2 separate regions of the Homo sapiens genome follow, and region 1 is linked to region 2. Evidence: chromatin contacts called from ENCODE Hi-C or POLR2A ChIA-PET data. All regions are on one chromosome and are shown on one strand. Each heading gives the region's core, a stretch centred on a gene start or an enhancer-like site at or near the end of the contact. The rest is flanking DNA. Distances are from core to core; before and after follow the strand shown. Region 1 has its middle 50 kb from the start of ATOSA. Region 2 holds the start of MYO5A (myosin VA).

What was found. Hi-C counts contacts between places; a loop is a spot of excess contacts on that map. ChIA-PET counts read pairs that join two places held with the same protein, here RNA polymerase II (POLR2A). Pooled maps may share reads with other maps.
Region 1: a map of gastrocnemius medialis shows a loop between it and region 2 (4-fold over the local background). The contact joins the enhancer-like site here to the promoter of MYO5A in region 2. A Hi-C loop is called at or near these places in 26 of 168 maps with a recorded cell type or tissue (A673, CD4-positive, alpha-beta memory T cell, CD8-positive, alpha-beta T cell and 20 more), 31 of 37 single-sample maps with no recorded cell type and 35 of 50 pooled maps. POLR2A ChIA-PET finds 5 or more read pairs at or near these places in 6 of 52 experiments (HepG2, OCI-LY7, Panc1 and 3 more).

The regions. Positions count from the first base shown.
Region 1 is chr15:52,725,686-52,732,281 of GRCh38, forward strand. No RefSeq gene overlaps it. Among named protein-coding and RNA genes, the nearest start is that of ATOSA, 50 kb to the left of the region's middle. Within about 2 kb of position 4,651, at least 5 of the 41 ENCODE cell types and tissues checked have a DNase peak (open chromatin) inside an H3K27ac peak, as active enhancers do; they include CD8-positive, alpha-beta T cell, OCI-LY7, endothelial cell of umbilical vein and 2 more, where a contact is called at or near this core.
Region 2 is chr15:52,523,433-52,530,129 of GRCh38, forward strand. MYO5A (myosin VA) reads right to left here and starts at 5,448. Exons shown (of 42, transcript NM_001382347.1): 1 at 5,348-5,448. The coding sequence starts at 5,374. RefSeq lists a silencer at 5,098-5,977.

The sequences.
Region 1 (6,596 bases), core at 3,401-5,900, 200 kb after region 2:
GGGAGTTATGGCCATCATGAACATGTCACAGTGCTGCAGAGATTTTGTTTATGGCCAGTTTTGGGGCCAGTTTATGGCCAGATTTTGGGGGGCCTGTTCCCAAGAGTCTGCAGGGAGTTGTTGAATACCCCAGCTCTCTTGCCCCTTAGGATGGAAAACTGAGAATTCTCTCTCCTGGCCCCAGGGTTCCTCAGTAGGATTAAGCTCCGGTTGCCAATGGTGGTGACTTGCTTGATAATGAAATTTTTTTGGCTTCCTTTCCTTTTTCCTCTCTCACTTTCCTACTTGCCTACAACTATTTCCTGAGATCACCTTGCAAGTAAAATACTGGCACTCATATTTTGGAGGAAACTCAAATGAAAACAAGATTCTTTATAAGTTCCCTTAGTGCAGGTCCCATTGGTGGTAAATTCAATTTTTGTTTATCTGGAAACATTTTCATTTCATTATTGTTCTTGGAAAATAGTTTTGATAGATGTACAGTCCCAAATTGTCAGGAGTTTTTTTGTCAAACTTTGAAAGTATAATTCTGCTGTCTATTGCCACGCACCTTTATAGGTGATCTGTCTTTTTTCTCTGAGAAAAGATCTTCCCTTTATCTCTGGTGTTCTGCAAATTTTACTATGATATACCTAGGTTTCGATTTTTAAGAAATTTATTTTTCTTTGTGGGGATTGCTCTTACTGGATCTGTGGATTCTTATCTTTCATCATTCTGGAAAGTTCTCAGCAATGATCTCTTCAAATATTGCCTCTCTTGCAGTCTCTCTGATCTTTCCTTCTGAGACTCTAGTTAGACATATGCTGAACATTTTCTAACATCTAAACATTTTAAGATCTCACTACCAGTTAGCCAATTTTTGCTTCAACTGTTTCTAATCTATTTAATCCTTCCATTGAGCTTTTTAAAAATTCATATATATATAAATAGTAGACATCTTCAGAGTATATTAATTCAGTGGCTTCTATATTCATGTTTTTATTTTTAAATTTCTATGTGAATCTTTTTTCAATCAGCTCTATCATTTTTTAATTTTTTTTTATTTTGTAGAGATGGGGTCTTACTATGTTGCCCAGGCTGGTCCTAAATTCCTGGGTTCAGGCGATCCTTCTGCCTTGGCCTCCCAAAGTGCTGGAATTACATGTGTGAGCCAACATGCCCGGCCACCTCCATCATTTTTGATTGTCTCTTTTTTCTTTGTGTGTGATTCTAACTTCTATTTCTTTAGACATTTCATACAGTTTTATTTTATACTCTTTATCTGATAATTCTAGTACTTAAAGTTTTAGGAGGGTTCTAACTCTGTTGTTTTTGCTGATGCTCACTCATGGTTTCTCTTGCCCCTATTTTTGTTTTATTTTGAGACAGGGTCTTGCTCTGTTGCCCAGGCTGGAGTGCAGTGGCTCGATCACAGCTCACTGCGGCCTCAACCTCCTGGGCTCAAGCCATCCTCTTGCCTCAGCCTCCTGAGTAGCTGGGACTATAGGTGTGTGCCACCATGCCTGGCTAATTTTTTATTTTTTGTGGAGACCAGATCACCCTATGTTGCCCAGGCTTGGCTCAAGCTATCCTCCCACCTCGGCCTCTCAAAGTGTTGGGATTACAGGTGTGAGCCACTGTGTCCAGGCTCCTCTTACCCATGTTGATCTTTGGTAGTGTTTGTACATTTGTTTGATCTTAATCTGTAGGAAACCTTAGGGCGTAAACTGAGATTGCTTTCTTTCAGAGGAAATTTTCATTTGTATCTGCACGCAGGAGGCACTGCCCACATGGGAACATTTGACGTCTTCCAGGGTCCTTGGCTTACTCTGAGGTCTAGGGTTCAGCACCTTCACTTTGCTGCTGACCCAAGTCTTAGGCTCTGTTATGGCCTGAATCATGTCCTTCTCAAATTCATATATTAAAGTCGCAACCACCATTACCTAAGAATGCAACCATTTTCAGTTAAGATTTTTAAAAAGCGATTAACTTAAAATGAGGCCCTTGGGGTGGGACTGTAATTCAATATGACTAGTGTCTTTATAGAGGAAGAGACACCAATGAGGTGTGCCCACAGGGTTGACCCTGGGAAGAGGCAGCAAGAGGGCCACCATCTGTAGACCCAGGAGGGCAGCCTCAGAAGAACCCAACACTATCAGCTCCTTGATTTTGCACTGCTAGCCTCCAGAACCGTGAGAAAATAAATTTCTATTGTGTAAGCCACCCAGTCTATGGTACTTTGTTATGGCAACCCAAGCAGACTAATACAGCCTCCATAGGGCAGTTTGTTAGGGTTTGCCTTTAGGGTAACTGCAGCTTTCCTGTGCACCTGCTATTCATCATTTGGATTCAGCTCATATTTTCATCCCTGCCCCCGGGGAATTTCCCTTACTTCCTACAAGCTCACTGATGCAAATAAAAGCATGTTTCCATGCAGGTCTAGTTGTTCTGTTGGGGTATCTATTCAGAGTGTCTGGTCTGCCACACTGCCTGAAGTGCCTCAGAGTCCACTGCTTCCTTAAATGCTGATTTCACGGCTTTCTTCTGTGATATCTTCCTGAGAAATCATCTCCCACAGGAATACTTCCCTCCTTAAACTCTTAGCACTTATTTATGCATTATTTATTGTCACTTAGGCTTCCTTAGAATTAGTCACTGGCTGGGCACTGTGGCTCACGCCTGTAATCCCAGCACTTTGGGAAGTCGAGGTGGGTGGATCACCTAAGGTCAGGAGTTCTAGACCAGCCTGGCCAACATGGTGAAACACCATCTCTACAAAAATAAAAAATTACCCCTGGTGATGGGTGCCTGTAATCCCAGCTACTGGGGAAGCTGAGGCGGGAGAATCGCTTGAACCCGGGAGGTGGAGGTTGCAGTGAATTGAGATCACACCATTGCGCTCTAGCCTGGGCGACAGAGCAAGATTCTGTCTCAAAAAAAAAAAAAAAAAAAAAAAAGAGTTACCAACTATTTCCTTGAAAACAGAGGTCAGACCGTACACCTCTTCCCTCATGCAGCTCATAGGACAATCCTAGACACAATGTGTGCCGATTTCATGTTTCTGGAATGAGGGAATATAAAATAAAAAACCAAGAGCCAGAAACCTGTTCGCTGTCAGTATTACATTAAAAAGACTGCATGAACCATAGAGTTGACTGTGGATATTAAGTGGTCCAAACATGTTTTAACAACAAAAAGATCACATCTCAGGCCTGATTCCAGGGAGCCCTGGAGTAATGAAAAGACCTTTCATTATTGATCAGAAACACCCCTGAAAGGAAATGAAAATTGAAGGGATCAGATCAGTAATCCTAATTTATTTAGCAAGTTCTGATCTTCCTGAGAAACAAAAAAAATAATAGAAACTAAATTTATCTTGCACTGCCTCAAACCGGAAAGGAAAATACAGTCACCTGTTGTGACTCATTTGCAGTCTATTTTGTAATGGTTTCCAGATTCCTCTTCCAATTAAAAAGCAGGCCAGAAGAACCAAGATTGTTTAGTTAAGTCTGTTTGGTAATAGGTTTTAGACCGTAACTACATAAAGTCACTTACAATAAGGGATCAGAGTCTGTAAATGAATTCTGATTTTAAAAATTAGTGAGATTTCAGGGTTCTGCAATTAATTGGGTCATTTCATTTTGCTGAAGAAATAAAAAGGAATGAAGTGCAAAACAAATATTTAATGGTCATATAGCCACATGGTCATAATAATTTTATTATATTAGGATTTCTTTCTTTTCTCTCTCTCTTCTCTCTTTTTTTTTTTTTTGAGGTGGAGTCTCACTCTGTTGCCAGGCTGGAGTGCAGTGGCGTGATCTCAGCTCACTGCAACCTCTGCCTCCCGGGTTCAAGTGATTCTTGGGGTTTCATTTTTAAAAAGCTAATACATGAATCCCAGTCAGGAAGAAGAGGGACGATGAATAGTTAGGAAGCTGAAGGGGTAGAAAGAGGAGAATGGAGATGTAAAATGCAGAGACCGCAGCAGAGAGGAGTTGGCTTCCAAGGCTACCTTTTTTGAGGTGACTCAGAAATCTGGAAGTAGCCCTCCTCCCTTCCAGCCCCAAAGGGCTTCTTGAGGGGTTCCAACAAGCATTTGGAGTCTGGACAGCTATAAACTGTATATTACCCTGTCCCTGCCTTGCAACTAGGTGTATTCTATATCCATGATACAAGAGAAGCCCATTCTTCATTGACTGAGAGACTGCTAGGAGGTCAGGATTGTTCTTAGACCAGTTTGAACCCCAAAAACCTAAACTGAATTTGATTTAGATTCTTGAATAGGCTCCAGTTTCTGAAAGGATCACATAGCCTTGTAATCAGAATGCTGGTGGTTTCCGAAGCTGTTGCCTTTCTTTTTTAACCAAACTCACCACCTGCTTAAATTTAGCCTTCTTTTCTCTTTATGGAAGGGACAGTTATCTCCAAATGGGTCTAAACTCAAGTTACTTTCTAGCCCAGCAGTTGCTCAGCTGGTAGCTTGTGGGGATATATTTATTTAAGTGAAGTGTCTGCATCCTCTTCTGTTAATCAATTCTGGAAATCAACATCTCTCCACTCCTTCTTTTGGTGAGAGAAAAATCCACCCTCCCCAAATCTGCAAAGACTCTGCATAGCACACATGCTTCAACTTTTGTCCTCTTCTCACAGATGGCATGATCCATTTCCTGTTGACTTGGTTTGTCTCACGCACGTGCCATTAGATCTAATGACTAACGCATGCCACCTTCTGAAGAGAACCTAAATAACCTTCCTGTAATTCTAGTTCTTTTGTAATAGACCCAAATCTGGTTTCTCTTCCTGGTCTACTTAAGGCAAATGCTATGGAGGTAATTTTTCTATCCCCTTGCCAAAGGATGTGAGGGTAAGGTTAGCGACCCACTGCTGCACTGCACTTCTGCTTCAGAAGCAAAAGAAAGACAATAGCCAAAGGGTTACTGGAGAAGCATAATAAATAGTTTTCACTTATTACAGCTTTTATGGTCCAATTCTCCAAGGTGCATAAAACCAGCACATTGAGATAGGGCAAATGAGTCTAAGTGTTATATCGTGGCTTTCTTGTCTCATAGTACACCCCGGAGAATACCTGAAACCCTGCGTTAGCCAACACCAAGGTTAAAAATACCTCTCTCTCCTCTGGCTGGGGGAGAGAGCAGGTTTCACCTTGTCGAGGGACAGTGAAGGCCATAGCCGCACTTTCTTGACTAGGACATTCTCTTGCTGGAGACCTGCCTAAATACAAGTATAGCCCACCATAGAATTTCTCCCAGAAACATGGTCGGCTCCGTCTTGAGCTGTCATCATAACTTCAGAAGAGTTGGGAAGGGCTTTCTTCTAGCAAAAACTACCTCCTCTACCTTAATAGCTAGAGAGTCAGCCACCTGAAATTCTTTTCCTTTTTTCCTTTAAAAAAAAAAAAAAAAGACAGACTCTTGCTATATTGCCCAGGGTGGTCTCGAACTCCTGCTTTCAAGTGATCTTCCCGCCTAGTCCTTCCAAAGTCCTGGGATTACAGATGTGAGCCACCCTACTTGGCCAGCCACCTGAAATTCTATCAGTGACAGATTCCTTTAGCTGAAGTCATGTTCAAATGTAATCCTCCCAAGAATGGTAACATTATACATCAATGCATTAAACAAAACAACCTGTGCTTATTGAAAAAGTCATATGTGCACACGGTAAAACAAAATTCAAATAGTACAAAAGGGTATATAGCTGGGCACAGTGACTCATGCCTGTAATCCCAGCAGTTGGGGAGGCTGAGGCAGGAGGATCACTTGAAGCTAGGAGTTCAAGACCAGGGCAAAAAACAAGGCCCCTGACTCTACAAAAAAAAAAAAATTAGCTCAGCATGGTGGCATGTGCCTATGGTCCCAGCGACTCAGGAGGCTGAAGTGAGCTATGACTCCACCACTGTACTCCAGCCTGTACCGTGGAGTGAGACCCTGTCTCTAAAGAAAAAAAAAAAAAAAGAGTATACATTAAAATTGGTCTTCTTCTTCCCCAGTATCCTCAGTACCCCAGTTATTCCCCATCTCGCCAACCCCCATCCCCCAGCAATCACACTTAGCAGCCTTATCTGGGCTTCCCGAAATATTCTGTACATATTCAGGCATATGTATAATATATACCCCTTTATAGCCCTCCCTCTTTTTGCCTCCTTGCTTTTGCTCCAAGGGTAACTTAGCACTTGGAGAGGGATTTCATCCTTCCCAGCAGCTGCCCTGTGTTCCATGGTCACCACAACAGAGGGTAGAAGCTGGCCTGGCTTAAGGATGATTGAGAGGCTCAATATTTCCTTCAACAAACAAACAAAAAATGCCAAGGCCACCTTAAGGTGGCTTGCTTTAGTAAGAGATAAGCTCATAAAACAGTATTTATTCAATAAAACCTGGCAAAATATTTTAGGAGTAAGTTAAGTTTTGCCAAGAGAAGTGCTTATAAACTTTGAGAGCAAGGTAGACCTTCACATATCCAGGCTTCTTCTACCTGAATTTGTTGCTGCTACTCTTGCTTTTGTCCCTTATGGGTTTAGGGTGCAGGTAGAGACCAGGCAGAGCAGTTGTGAAAGTAGAAGGGGTTGGGCCTTGCCCAGAATGAGGAGTGAGATCAGGATA
Region 2 (6,697 bases), core at 4,198-6,697:
AGTATTCATTCAACAAATATTCAATGAGCAGCTATTCTGTGTAACACTGGGCTAGGCTCTACAGGAGGTAAACAAAACAGCATGTCAGGGGGCTTAGAGTATCGTGGGAGTGGTAAACATATACACAAATACAGTAACCGTAATAAGACAGAAACATGTTTGGGACATTAAGACAGAGAAAAAGAGTACTAGTGGGAGTTCCAAATCTGAGCTATCAGCTGGATGTCAACTGAAATTAGAATTGATATAGAAGAAGTCGAATGTGAAAGACAAGAAAAAAGATACGGAGGTTTCCAAGCTGCGGAACTAGGAGAACAGCAAGTCGTTAACAGGCCTAGGAACACCAGGAGGAAATTCAAATGGAAAGGGCATGACAGGAGACTTGAGGACAGCTAACATCCTTGCCAAACTCCAAGTCAGGGCACATGATCAGAGATGAGATTTCTGTTCCTCTTTAAGATGTTGGAAGCAGTCTGAGAAATACAGTCTCGACATGAAAATATTAGAATTTCCAAGATCAGTAGTTTGAAGAGACAGTGCCATAGAATATAAAAGTGGATCTATCCCAGAAAAAATCTAGGCCATGTGGCTCCTGTATATATGAGAGGATATGTTGGGAATGGAAAGTTACACATATACAATCTACTGACCTTAAGAGCTGTTTCATCTAGGCAAGTTAACATGCTTTGCAAATGTGGAATTTTAGATTGTCTTTGCACTGTTACAATACTCAGCATCTCAGCACACATGGGAACCTCCTAATCAAACAGCTTCAGGTAAAAACAAAACAAAACACAAAAGTAAACAAAAAAATTAAAACTTTTTTAAAATTAAAAATAAGCCAGGCATGGTGGCTCATGTCTGTAATCTCAACACTTTGAGTGGCCGAGGCAGGAGAATCATTTGACCTGAGGAGTTAGAGATCAGCCTGGGCAACACAGCAAGATCCTGTCTCTGTAAAAAGTACAAAAATTAGCTGGGTTTGGTAGCACATGCCTGTAGATTCAGCTACCCAGGAAGGTGAGGTGGGAGGATGGCTTGCACCTGGGAGGTCGATACTGCAATGAGCCATGTTCACACCACTACACCTCAGCCTGGACAACAGAGTGAGACCCTGAACCTAAATAAATAAATAAATAAATAAATAAATAAATAAATAAAATAGGCTGGGTGTGGTGGCTCATGCCTGTAATCCCACACTATGGGAGGTGGAAGCAGGAGGATCACTTGAGTCCAGGAGTTTAAGACCAGCCTGGGCAACATACTGAGACTATCTCTAGAAGAAATTTAAAAATTAGCTGGGTGCATAGCTGTGGTCCCAGCTACTCACGAGGCTGAGGTGGGAGGACAGCTTGAGCCCAGGAGTTAAAGGCTACAGTGAGCCATGTTCATTTCACTGCACTCCAGCCTGGGTGACACAGTGAGACCCTGTCTCAAAAAAAATAAAAAATTAAAAAAAAAAAAACCCAGCTTCAAGTAATCTTGACCATCCTATAGCATGGATACCATGGTGCTATCCATGGTGTCTGGGAACATGATGACAGGAGGAATAGCATGCCATTCATTATAATGTTCCCGATAATCCTTCTAGGTCTAATTGATAAACCCTACTCCACAAATGTAGAATTGCTTCTAGTTACCAAAAGCACCTATGGATGATGTATGATATAGATATCCACTGGCAAGTCAAGACTAGCAAATATTTTCAAAATCAGAAGCAATGAGATATCATAGTTTCCTTTAATTCTTTTGGGAGCAAGGCAGGTTGACCACAAACACATCAACATACTACTCTGTGAATAAACCAAAAACCATTGAATAGTACACTTTAAATGGTGAATTATATGGTATAAGACACATATCTCAATAAAGCTGTTATTTTTAAAAATCAACAAAACATGTTTTAACCAAAATATTCGTTTCCAGACAAGTATCCCAAGAACCTAGCTATTGTCCTTAAAATGTTTATACTGCTGGAAAAACTTACAAAATGGAAGCCTTGTTAAATTGCTGTGACAAAACCATTACCATTCTGGCTAAAAAGAAGAAATTGAACAGTCTCTTGTCCTTCACTGTAATAGGAACTGATCTGTATCACACATTAAAATCTGCCCTTAAGATCTGAATGACATTTTTTTAAAGAGCACTTTTCAGATTTAACCACAATGTTAAATACCATAATTATGGCATATCACTAATACATCTTTCCTTGTAATCTATCCTAGAACTTCCTTCCTATAATCCTCTGCAAGGGGAAGATCCTTGTGCTTATCCACTGATAATACTTCTAATGATTTTCCTATTCCTCTAGTAATTACAATAGTAGTTTTTATCTCTGGAATCAGCCCAACCTTCCCCATGTCCCAACCCATTCCCTAACTTCTACTAATAAATATCATACCAGCTGTCTGCCTGCTGTTGAGGTAACAGCAGGTTATTTATGCCCCTATAGATTCAAAGTGGGTCAAGAATGTAAGAAGCAGACTATGAGCGTGTTGAGGGAAAGGACTGTATCTTGTTCATTGTTAAATCCTCTAAACATTAAGCAAAGTACCTGGCACACAGGATGCCTGATAAGTATTTCTGCTTGCCATTAAGCTAAGGCCCATTCACAAAAAGAATTTGCCAACAAATAACCAAGTAACCAGACTATTAATTAGGCATAAGTATATTTAGAAGAAGGCAGTGTAAGCCCCAACTTCAGTCTTGATCTCTAAGCCAGTCTGTCTTTATAATGACAAAGAGGTTAAAAAAAATTTTTTTTCAACACACGGTCTTGCTGTTTTGCCCAGGATGGAGTGCAGTGGCACAGTCATGGCTCACTGCAGCCTCAACCTCCCAGGCTCAAGCAATCTTCCTGCCTCAGCTGATCATCCTGCCTCAGCTCTCGAGTAGCTGGGACCGCAGGCGTGACTAACTCGCCCAGCTAATTTTTATTTATTTATTTATTTATTTTTTGAGACAGAGTTTCGCTCTTGTTGCCCAGGCTCGCGATCTTGGTTCACTGCAACCTCCGCCTTCCAGGTTCAAGTGATTCTCCTGCCTCAGCCTCCTGAGTAGCTGGGATTACAGGCATGCGCCACCACGCCCAGCTAATTTTCTATTTTTAGTAGAGACGGGGTTTTGCCATGTTGGTCAAGATGGTCTCGAACTCCTGACCTCAGGTGATTCACCCACCTCGGCAACGTGTTGGGATTACAGGCGTGAGCTACCGTGCCCAGCCTAACTTTTTAATTTTTTTGTAGAGACCAGGTCTCATTATGTTCCTCAGGCTGTTAAAAGGTAAATTTTAAAATAGATTGTGATAAAGCTGTGACAGAAGCCCAAAACTTTACCATTTACAAATCACAACATCTTTTCAATTTTTTCTCCCAAATTATCCTGGGGGAAAAAAGCATTCGAAATCCAACAACAATTTATTATCCACTCAGTCTCTAGTTAAGCAGCCTACTATTAGGTGACTCAAAGATGACTGCTCACCATATAGAACGGAGGGTGTCCAATCTTTTGGCTTCCCTGGGCCACACTGGAAGAAGAATTTTCTTTGGCCACACATAAAATACACTAATGATAAATGATGAGCTAAAAAAAAAATTGCAAAAAAAACACAACAACCCATGTTTTAAGAAAGTTTATGAATTTGTGTTGGGGCACATTCAAAGCCGTCCTGGGCCCACATGCGGCCCATGGGCTGCGGGTTGGACAAACTTGATGTAGAAGTGGAGGGGATGGGCTACACAAAGTAACCAAGGAATGTTTACAGACTGATTATCTCTTCATGTGAAAATGATTTTGATATTTCTTAATATCGACCTCATAAGTTCCTTATGAGGATTATGAGTTCATATTTTTAAAACGCTTAAAACAGTACCTGGCACATAGCAAGCACCATATTAAGTGTTTAAGTTACTTTTAATCAGTTTCCAATTGCATTCGTTCATATGTTAGAGATCTACAATGCCTAAAGAAATTACCAGGTTGAGAGAGAAGTTCCAACTGTACAGTCGTTAAATCTAAAACTAGAAAGAAAGAGGTCTCAGACAATGTTTCATGCAAGCTCATTTCATGGTTGAAGAAATTAATCATATATCTCATATTTGCAGAGAAATTCATAGGTTACAAAAAGCTTTCACAACGATTATTAAGTTTGATTCTCACAACAGCTTGTAAGGGATGCAAGGCAAGTATAATTAACTGCATTTACTCATTAGGAAATCGAACCAGAGATGTTAAGTGACTTGTCCAAGGTCACAGTTAGTAAGTCCCGGCTTGAATCCAGGTCTCTTGATGCCCAGTCTTCTTTCCTCTACAAAACACACTGCAACTTGGGCCCTGGACTTCAGTGACATTTGGAAACAATGATTCCAGTGATTACAGGACCCTAAATGAAAGTTCTGTTGCAAAAGCTAATGTGAAAAGGCAACTCTATTAACTGCATGTAGAAGTAATCAATATCTGGCAAAATATCTACCTACACATGAGTGTACAGTATAAAATGCCATGATTACATATATTCACAAAGGTCATCACAAATCTGCGCAGCACTCAAGTGACAGTTCTCCATAATATGTCATTCAGAGATCGCCAGACCCTGAGTATATTGATGTCAGTCTAAGAAAAGACTGCCACTTCCCTTAAACCAAACCCAGAAGGGAAAGGCTTGCCCCAGAGGATGGTAAAGACATGGAGCCTAACAAGGCTCTGCGGGATTACACGCAGGTTGCAAACTCCCAGCGATAAATGAGTACCGACCCTCCCAGCCGGTGAATCAGCTCGCGTTCATCCGGCAGCATCTTTCCCCGGGGCTCGCCACCCCCAGCGCAGCTAAACTGGGGAGCTAAAGGTGATACGGCCACCGTTTGCAGGATTCAAAATAACCTCACAGAAAGGCTAGCTGGCGGTAGAAGCGGCACTGCATACCAACACAAGACGTTATTTTAAGCGCGTGTCCCCACGAGAGAACCCATCCGATCTACTGGAGCAAGCATCTCCCACCCGCCGGGAATTTTCCAAAGCCAAGCAGGAGGGGAGGCACGCCCGCCCTGCTAAATCCACATGGGCCCCCTTTCCACTCCGAAGCCCGCTCTGCCCCCAGCTCGAGCAGCGCGGCAGGGGCCTGGGAGACCCCCGAGGCGGGCCACCTTCCGCCGCCTTCACCATCTCGCCCGAAAGAGGAAGGTGCCGCAGCGGGCGACCGGCTGGTAGGGCCGAGGGTTCTGAGGCGCTGAAGGGGATGGCGCTGGTGGGGCTCGCCTGGGCCCGGCGCTCCCGCCCCCTCCCCAGCCTGACAGCTGGCGGCGAGGGCCGCACAGCCCCAGTCCTCGACGCCGGCCGCGGGGTGCCTTACCTTTGTGTAGAGCTCCGACGCAGCCATGGCGGGCCCCGCGCGCCTACGCCCCCCGCCTGTGCGGAGGCCGCACCTCGCCTGGGCGGCCGCCCGAGCGGACTAGGAAGCGCCCGCAGCCGCCGGCAGGGAGCAGGGCAGGGCAGGGCCGGGCGGGGAGGGCCGCGCGGGGCGGGGCGGGGCGGGGCGCCTCAGGCGCTGGCCGCCCGCAGGGGCCTCGCCATCACTCCCGGGCTCGCCGCGAGCAGCCGCGAGCGCTCCACCTGCCCGGGGTCCTAGGGGTCGCCGCCGCCGCCGCAGCCACTTCGGCGGCCCGCGATGCTGCCTCCGCTGCCGCCGCCGCCACCGCCGCCGCCCTGTGCATTATGGGAGCGGGAGGAGGCTGCGCTCCAGCGCTGCCACCGCGGCTGCTCTGGGCTCTCTCGGGCTCACGCTGCCTCCCATCGGCTACGAGCACAGAGCATCATCATCATCAGCCTGCCAGCCGGCCCCGCCGCCGCCTCGCGCCCTGCCGAGGCCCGGAAACCCGCCCGGGACGTGAGCCCCGAGGGCGCGGCACACCCCGGGCGCCCCCACCCCGAAGCGAGCCCGGGGCCCTCTGCTGCGGAGCCTAGCTCCCGCGGTAGCGCAGCCATGGCACGGGCTGTTACTGTGTCCGAATAAACGATGGGAGCCTCCAGGCTGCTCCTCCCGTCCTTCCAAGCATTCCTAGGGAGAGGATTTAGGGGAAGCCCTCTTGAAAGACTGTAGAATAACCCAGGACTGTAGAAGAGCCTTGTCAGCAGCAGTGACCCGGGAGATGGGCAATGCAGGACCGGGAATTTCAGGTTAAGGTTGATCACCAAGGTCATTCCGAGCACCTCGATGTCTGCAGCAAAGTCGTCTCCCGATACCAGAGGGCAAGGGCCGCTTCTAAGCTACAGAAACTTAAGTGACTTTGAAACGAGATAGCCCGGGGACAGCCCAGGTGCCTCTTTCCTAGACCTGTGCGTTTGCGGAGATGCAACTACCCTTCTGTCCCAGCCTTCTTCCCGTCCTGTTCGCTGCTGGTGATTGTCGGCTCCATGGTGGCACCTGAAGTTTATCCGGTTGCCACCTGAAAATGACGGAGTACTTACATGGAAAATCTGTATTACAGTTTAACTCAACATCAAAAGGGCAAAGCCGCCCTCACTCTCCTCACGGTGATCCTTGAACATCCAGCACAAGAATGTGGTCTTTCTACTCCCAACCCTGCGCTGTCTTCATCCTCTATCTTCTCCCCACCCTCATTGTCGTTTCTGGTTGAATAATCTTCATTCTTTATTGTTGTCGTTGTTGTTGTTGCTGTTTTTGTTTGTTTAATCCCTGCCT